Linked DNA regions of Homo sapiens: region 1 is linked to region 2. A link is an interaction called in ENCODE POLR2A ChIA-PET data of the cell type or tissue named here. Cell type or tissue: MCF 10A. All regions are shown on one strand. Links, peaks and the distances in the headings refer to the core of each region. The heading gives the core; the rest is flanking DNA.

Region 1 (4,409 bases), core at 313-4,312, 1.4 Mb before region 2:
GAAAATCCAAAACAGGAAAATGAAATAAAATAAAATAAAATAAAATAAAATAAAATAAAATAAAATAAAAAGCACACTTAGAACTAATAAGTAATTATAATAGGGTCACCACATACAAGATTGATATGCAAAAATTAATTGCCTTCCTATATACCAGAAATGAAAAATAGATATTTAACATTAAAAACACAATACCTTTTATAATAGTGCTGAAAATGGAAACACTTAGGGATAAATCTAAGAAAGAAAATACTATCTATATGCAGAAACACTGATAAAATAATCAAAAAAGTTATAAATAAAAGGAGAGATGTTACATGTTCTCAAACCGGGGTAGTATAATTTTTAGAGCAGTCTTAGGTTCACAACAAAATTAAACAGAAGATACAGAGATTTCCCAGATACCTACCACCCCTGCACATGAATAGCCTTCTCCACAATCAACATCCTCCACCAAAGTGGTACATTTGTTATAATTAATAAACCTACACCAACCCATCATTTTCACCAAAGGTCCACAGTTTCCATTAGAACTACTCTTGGTGTTTTATATTCTGTCTTGACAGATGCATAATGGCAGGTGTTCACCATTATAGTATTATACAGAGTAGTTTCACTGCCCTAAAAATCCTCTGTGCTCCACATATTCACCCCATTAGTGCTCTCTACTAACCCCTTATAATTACTAATTTTTATACTGCCTCCATTGTTTTGCCTATTAGAGAATGTAATGAAGTTGAAATAATACAGTATGTAGACTTTCAGATTGGCTTCTATCACTTAATAATATGTATTTAAGTTTTCTCCACATCTTTTCATCACAGGGCAGCTCATTTCTTTAACCATTAAGTGATATTTCATTGTCTGGATCTACCACAGTATACTTATCCATTTACATACTGAAAGATATGTTAGTTACTTCCAAGATTTGGCAATTATGAATACAGCTGCTATAAGAAATTGAATATAGGCTTTTGTGTGTACCCAGTTTTCAGCTCTTTTAGCTAACTAACAAGGAGCACAATGGCTGGATCCTATGCTAAGAATATGTTTAGTTTAGTAAGAAACTGCCAAATTGCCTTCCAAATTCACTCTACCATTTTGCATTCCCACCAAAAATGAACGAAAGTTTCTGTTGCTCTATATTCTCTCCAGCATTTGGCATTGTCAGTGCTCTGGATTTTGGCCATTCTAATGAGCGTGCAGTTGTATCTCATTGTTGTTTTAATTTACACTTCCCTGATAACATATATTGGGGAGGATCTTTGCATACGTTCATTTGCCATCGGCCTGTCTTCTTTGATAAGAGTTTTCAGCAATTTTTAAATTGGGTTTTGTGTTTTCTTATTGAATTTTGACAGATTTTTGTATGTTTTGGATAGCTCCTTTACTAGACATATCTTTCTCAAATATTTTCTCCCATTCTGTGGCTTGCCTGTTTATTCTTTTGATAGTATCTTTCTCAGAGAATAAAACTTTATTTTTAATTAAGTTTAGCTATCATTTTTTTTCTTTCAGTCATTTTGCCTTTGGTGTTGTATTTAAAAAGCAGTTGTCAAGCCCAATGTCATCTATGTTTTCTGACATGTCATATTCTAGTCGTTTTATAGTTTTGCATTTCAGTATACAACACATTTTGCATTAGTTTTTGTGAAGGGTGTAGAGTCTGTGTCTAGCTGTTGTTCCTCCATCACGATGGCCCTACCTTCATGACAAGATCAACTTCCCAAAGCCCTAGCTCCTAACACCATCACTTTAGGGGTAAGGATATAATTATATACATTTTGTCGGGGGCACAAACAGCTTAAAGCCCTCCTATTTAGAAAGGCAGTTGACTTTCATATGTTAACCACATATCCTACAACCTTACTACAATCACTTCTTAATTGTATTAATATTTTTGTCAACTATTTCAGATTTTCTATATAGAAATGTCTTCTGTGAACAAAGAAAGTTTCTTTTTTCTTAAAAATATGTACAATTTTTAATTTTTCTTTTATTGTCTTATTGCATTATTTAGGCTTTGAGTACAGTTTTGTAAAGCAGTAGTGATTTGTTGTACTGGATGTGGTAGTGCACACCTGTTATCCCAGCTCCTCTGCTGGGGGCTTCTCCATGGGAGGATAGCTTGAGCCCAGAAGTTTAAAGATCAGCCTAAGAAACATAGTGAGACTCTTCTCAAAACAAACACCGAGGCAGTGGTGAGAGGGAATATCTTTGCCATGTTTCTGATCTTGGTGGGAAAGTTTTGGGTTTCCCACTGTTGAGTATGATGATAGCTGTAAATTAGTATAGACATTCTTTATAAAGTTGAGGAAGTTCTCCTCTATTCCCAGTTTACTTATGGTTTTTATAATGAAAGGGTGTTAGATTTTGTCAAATAGTTTTTCTACATCTATTTATATGATCATATGATTGTCTTCAATTCCTGTTGATATGATGGATTATATTAATTGATTTTTTAATGTTGAACCACCCTTGCAAACTTAGGATAAATTCCACTGGTTGTAGTACATAATTATTTTCAAATATTGCTTGATTTGATTTGCTACTATTTTCTTGGGACTTTTGCATGAATATTCATGAGAAATTATTTTACAGTTTTGGTACTTTGTCTGGTTTTGGTGTTAGGATAATGCTTACATCATATAAATAGTTACAAAGGATTCTTTCCACTTCTATCTTCTGAAAGTGATTGCAGAAAATTGGTGCATGTTGTTTGGTAGAAATAATTAGCAAACCCATCTCAGCTTAGATTCTTTTGTTTTAAAAGGTTATTAATACTGATTCAATTTCTTTAATATATATAGGCTTTTTCACTGTCTATTTTTACTTTTGTGAGATTTGGAAAATTATGTCTTTTAATGAATTGGCCTATTTCATCTAATTTGTCAAATTAGTGGACATAGGTTTGTTCATAATATTACTTTATTGTCCTTTTAATATCTATGGGATCTGTAGTGATATCTCCTCTTTTATTTCTTACACCAGAAATTTGTGTCCTCTCTTTTTTTCTTAGCCTGCCTTGAGACTTTTCAACTTCATTGATATTGTTGAAGATCCAATTTTTAGTTTTGTTGATTTTCTATATTGTTTCTCTTTTACATTTTATTGATTTCTGTCATAATCTTTATTATACCTTTTTCTCTGCCTACTTTTGATTTAACTTGTTCTTCCTTTTCAAGTTGTCCAATAAAGAAACATAGATTATTGATCTTTTGTTTTACAAATATATGCATTCCCTGTTATGCTTTTCTCTTAAGCACTGATTTTTCTGCTTCTCACATTTTTGTAGGTGATATTTTAATTTTTGTGTAAAGAAAAAATTTGAAAAAACATTTCTCTGGAAATTTCTTCTTTAACCTCTGTGTTACTTGGAATGATTCGATATTAAGATGCCAATTCTTTTATAATTTATCTATAGATACATTACAATTCCCATAAAAAATTTTAGCATTATACTCTGTGGATATCATCAAACTGATTCTAATGTTTATATGGAGAAATAGAAGACCTAAAATACCCATCATGAGGCTGGGCGCAGTGGCTCATGCCTGTAATCGCAGAACTTTGGGAGGCCGAGGCAGGGGGATCACCTGAGGTCAGGAGTTTGAGACCAGCCTGACCAACACGGAGAAACCCCGTCTCTACCAAAAATACAAAATTAGGCGGGCGTGGTGGCGCATGCCTATAATCCCAGCTACTTAGGAGACTGAAGCAGGAGAATCACTTGAACCCAGGAGGCAGAGGTTGCAGTAAGTCGAGATCGTGCCATTGCACTCCAGCCTGGACAACAAAAGCAAAACTCCATTAAAAAAAAAAAATACCCATCATGACAGCGAAAGAGAAGAACAAATTTGAAGGGTTTATACTACCTGACTTCAGGACTTACTATAAAGCTACAGAATCAAGACAATCTGATATTGGCAAAAGAACAGACAAACAGATAAGTAAAACTGAATTGAAATCCTAATAAAAGACCCAAACAAATGTAATCAGCTGGTATTTGACAAAAGTACAAAGGGTATTCAACAGAAAAATATATAACATTTTTAATAAACGGTACTACAGCAATTGGATGACTGTGTGTAAAAAGAAGAAAATAAAATACCCTAGACCTAGATCTTACAAGTTTCACAAAAATTAAATTGAGAAATAAAAATAAAATCCTAAGCACCACAATCAACTGAACAGACCCCTCCGCCCCCCCCCCACTTGTCCAAAGGGACTTCAGAGAAACCTTGAAAACTGAATTATCAGCCATGACAGTTTGCGGGGATCAGATACACCTGGTTATACCCTCCGCCCTCACTAATCACCATTAGACATTCGTCCCTAAGGGCTAAACTGAAACCAGCCCTTTTGAAAGACTCCACTGCTGATATCAACAAACTGTCTGGTGCTGCCCT
Region 2 (4,409 bases), core at 118-4,117:
AGGTCTCTAGCATTGTCCAATTATTTATAAATCCCAGTGAACCTTTAAAAAGCCATAAATAAGGTGCTAAAGATACCAAGATACATTTTATGAAATAATGAAGGCAGTTTTATTCTGAGCAATTCCTAAATAATTCTTGCTGTCATGATGGCTTAGGTGATGTCATTTAATGTGAACAGAGTCTCCGTCCACAGCAGCTTTTTCTTCTTACACACAGAGCCATATGGGACAGACATCCCCAGGTCGTGACTCCGCTATACCCGAGAGCCAGGAGTTTCTCAGTGCAATCTCAAGTTAAGCAGAAGCTGAGACTTTAATCCTTAAATGTAAAGAATTTATCTTTATTCATATTAAATTCAATCAGGAGTCTCACTGACACACACTGGGAAAACCTTTAATACACCCAGAAAAGGAGTTCACATGATGTTCAGAAATAACAGAAACAACGCTTCGAATTATCAGACTAATGGGCTGATCTACTTTCCCAGCTAGCCTCAGTGATAACGCAACCCTGACACATTTTCTTCTCTGGAAGACGATTTATACCACATTAGGATGCTACTAAAATTATCAATAAAGAGACACTATTTTCATTGTGTAACAGGGAACTGAGAAAAAGTCCTGGCAAGGCTGGTAACATGGAAATTGGGAAAAATGATTATATGTATCTGAAGACTCCTCCCCTGTCTGTCTCTTTTGGGTCTTACAAAGGATCTGCTAACAAGCTTGGGCAATTCCATGAACAAAAAGATACATAAATGCATGTTTCTTGGTAAAGGAAGCTCAAGGACAAAAGAGCTTTTATAACACTGAAAGAAGACAAAGAGAGAAGATCTTATAATTAAGTTATGCAGCATTACTGAAACGTGTAAACTCTCTGGAGTTCCATTTTATGGATGGACTTCAAATCAGCCAAGCTTTTGGGGTCCATCCTCTCCAGCTTGCAGCCGAACACAGGTCTGCCTCCAGCCTGGAGCCTCACACTTCCTCCCCTGCTCCAAAGTTAACTCTTAGTTATATGTATTTGGTGTCAAAGGTGGAAGTAATAAGCATTTTCTATATCCCACCACATCTGGATTCCCATCAACCCTGTGAAGCAGGTGCTGTCATTATCCCCACTTTACAGATGAAGAGACTGAGGCAGACAGGGGTTAAGTTACTTGTCAAAGGGCACTCAGGAACTCGGGTCTTCCAGACCCCAGACTCTCAACCTAAGATGTTGATCTGTTTCTCTTGGACAGGGGGAGGGTGGTGGTGGTGCTGTATCCCCCAAGATCCCAAATGCACAGTCTCTGGCAAGATTCTGATGAATATCCTATTACAAAGATGACAGCTGTAGGTTAGAAATAAAAATGAGTTTAAATGCTTGAACGCAGCCATTATGCACAAGGTATCAAACAGAAATCCTCACCCCTCAATCAGAGGACCCAAATGACAGGCTGATGTTGCTGTATCACCAAATGGGATTACATTTAATGATGGAAATGTGGCTTTTGCTACATTTATCGTACATAAATAATTCATCAAATAAAGCACATAATCGCTTTATACAGCCCACACATTATTCTATATTCTAAAAGAAATCTATATGTTAAGAGGACATTTGAAAGCTCCTGTAACTATCTTGCTAAAGAACAGTGCATTCAGTACGTTTCAGTACTACTTGCCAAACCTACACCCCAGAAATAAGTAAATCAAAAGCAGAGAAGAAAACAAATATATGCTTAACATAAGCAACAGACTCTGAAGTTCTTCTGCTTTGATTCTTTAAGAATATTGTTTCATTATATTTGTGGAAGCATTTTACTTTATTTTGTGATTTTGCTTAGAAGTGGAGTACATGTCTAAAAAATAGCAAAGCTGTTTGTGAAGCTTTCCAATTTTACATACTCTTTATTAAAAAAAAAATAAAAAATAAAAAGCTATAGACAACTGAACCAATGAGGGCCCTAAGAAATGGCAGCTTCTCCAGACTTGTTCAGTGTTCCTTAAGGAAGACTTTGCCAAGGCATGGAGAGTGAGGGAGGCCTCCAAGAGGATGCCATGAACAACACAGGGTGGATCTCACAGAACAACCTTTAATCAAACAGTCCTTCGGAAAGATGACTTACGGACTATGCCACAAGATGTGTCTTAGCTATGGATTTGCAGCAAAATAATGCAAAAGCCATATGAAGCTAAATTGGGAGGCGCTTCATTAATACGGTTTTCTTTGTCTAACAGCTCTGCTGTAGCTACTGTTCACTGGAAAAGTATGAACACAATGGCATTCATTTTTCATCCATCTCTGACTCACATGATTTTGGTAGTGTGACGAAAACCTCTTTGTGGGTTATTTTGCAAGGTTTTATGCGAAGGTAGAATAACCAGCCCACAGAACCTTCGTAAGGACAGCTGTTGCAAAGGGTCGACACACCAAACCTGCTGACTCATTCAGCTCTGGGTGTCGCCTCTGAAAAGAAACTAAACCAGGCACAGAAAATGCTGCAAAGAAAACTCTACGGATAAAGGCTACGAACACAAGAAGGCTTTCCCAGTATCAACTGGAGCATTTAGTAAGTCTAAGACACAGCTTCCCTTGAAAATAGGCAATTTCAGAACAGTTATTTCATGAACATTAAAAAAAACTTTAAAGACAATAATAAAATAACTAGAGGTTAGGTAAATTAGCTACTCTATTTTTAAGGCAATTAAAGATCTGAACATAATAAAGAAAAGGTCTCTTCAGACCACATGGCCATAATATCTCCATCTTTGCATTACTTGAAGATTAGGAGATCTCATTATGCAAATCAGGCCCAGGGCTAATTACTGAAATAGGTCACTTGAAAAAGTCAATTCTAAACAAGAATAAAAACCCATATACAGATGCTCCATGACTTAGGTGGGGCTATGTCTTGATACTTGATAAGCACAAGGTAAGCTGAAAATATCATTAAATTGAAAATACATTTAATACTCCAATAAACCCATCAGAAAGTTGAAAAATTTAAGTGGAACTATTTTAAGTCGGTGACCATTCATATATAATTTTGCCACAAGTTAAAAAACAAATAACCATCTATGAGAAGAATGAATGAGGATGCATATCAGTTTGCCACATATCTCCTAAGGGGACTTAGTTAATACTTAGTGTGTTTAAAAATACAGTTCAAATTAAAAATTCATATTCACGTCTGAAACTCACAAGTGTGATGACTATATTTTAAAGCAGGTAACACCACAAATCAAATTAAATGTTTTTAAAGAATTTACAGAGGATCATGTCCATTTGAAACCACACTAACAAGTGATCCTATATTGCATTTGTATGCCCAGCCCTAAGGTGGCTTGAAACTGGAGGAGACCGCCATCATTAGCCAGAACAATGACAATACTAAAAGCGTTTTTTAGGGAAATAAATTAAAGTTCAAAGAAATAAAATTGACTTTCTCATTAAGCTTAGGAAGCAGGACTAGCAAGTAGGACTCTAGGTTCCTGGTTTAATTCTTCTGAAATGCTGTTCATGTAGGGTACTCCCCAATGCAAGTCAGTCCCTCTGGACTACTCCTCACTGGGGAAAAGTCAAGCACTCCTCCAAAGCATCAGGTCTCTTTTTCCTCTCCATGGAAAGAAACCAGCACACAATAACATATTTATTATAACACTGCTCGTTCTGAAGGCGCTTACCAACTAGACACTCAGATTTGGGGTTAAACCCATGTAGAATTTATTAAAGCTGAACTCAAATGCTAATATTATTTACTGTCTCAAAGTGAACCAACGATTTGAAGTGTTAAAAATATACATGTAAATTTTAATACTTTCCGTCATGCTACCTAGCACTATTTATAAATGTACTGATATAAAAATTACTAACTTCAAACACTTTCCTTCTCAAAAAAGCCAGTACAGAGCTTGACTGTGTGTGTGTGTGTGTGTGTGTGTGTGTGTGTGTGTGTGTGTGCATTTGTCTGATATGCAAAGTAGTGACTTTTTAAAATCCATTCATTGTTTTGGTGTCTTGGAACTTATGCAGAAGCAATACAAAGTCAATATTAATTTCTAAAACTATTTTAACATTTGTTCTCTGCATTTCCCATTTCCTTTCTAGGGAAACTTGTAGATCAATGAGCTTTGCTGTAGGGTGGGTGAGAAATTGGCTTCTATATTTTCCCAAGTATCTGAAACGCCTTCCTCTGCCTACGCCATCGTGGAAGTCTTTCAACTCTGCTGAAAGTCTCAACTGGACTTCCTGGCAAACTTCTTAGCCCTGAGTCCTCCACCCAGCCCTTATGACAGTCCCCCAAAGCAACATTCAAATAGCCTCTCGTAGTTTCAAACTTGAGACCCTCAATTCTGTATTAAGAAAGATTCATTTATCCCAGGCTACCATATGCTTTTGCATGGTAAATCGTAACTCTAAGGAG

Evidence for each region. Peaks named below come from ENCODE experiments on the same cell type or tissue, not always from the same donor. Only the 100,000 strongest peaks of a DNase experiment are listed, where the experiment ranks them.
Region 1: POLR2A ChIA-PET joins it to region 2 with 5 read pairs; 2 of 35 experiments call an interaction of 5 or more read pairs at or near these places.

The regions. Positions count from the first base shown.
Region 1 is chr13:105,108,394-105,112,802 of GRCh38, forward strand. No RefSeq gene overlaps it. Among named protein-coding and RNA genes, the nearest start is that of DAOA, 360 kb to the right of the region's middle. In MCF 10A, for the core only: no CTCF peak of the experiment used is centred there; no DNase peak of the experiment used is centred there.
Region 2 is chr13:106,505,726-106,510,134 of GRCh38, forward strand. The region is part of intron 2 of EFNB2 (ephrin B2); the gene reads right to left. Among named protein-coding and RNA genes, the nearest start is that of EFNB2, 28 kb to the right of the region's middle. In MCF 10A, for the core only: no CTCF peak of the experiment used is centred there; a DNase peak (open chromatin) is centred at 2,386.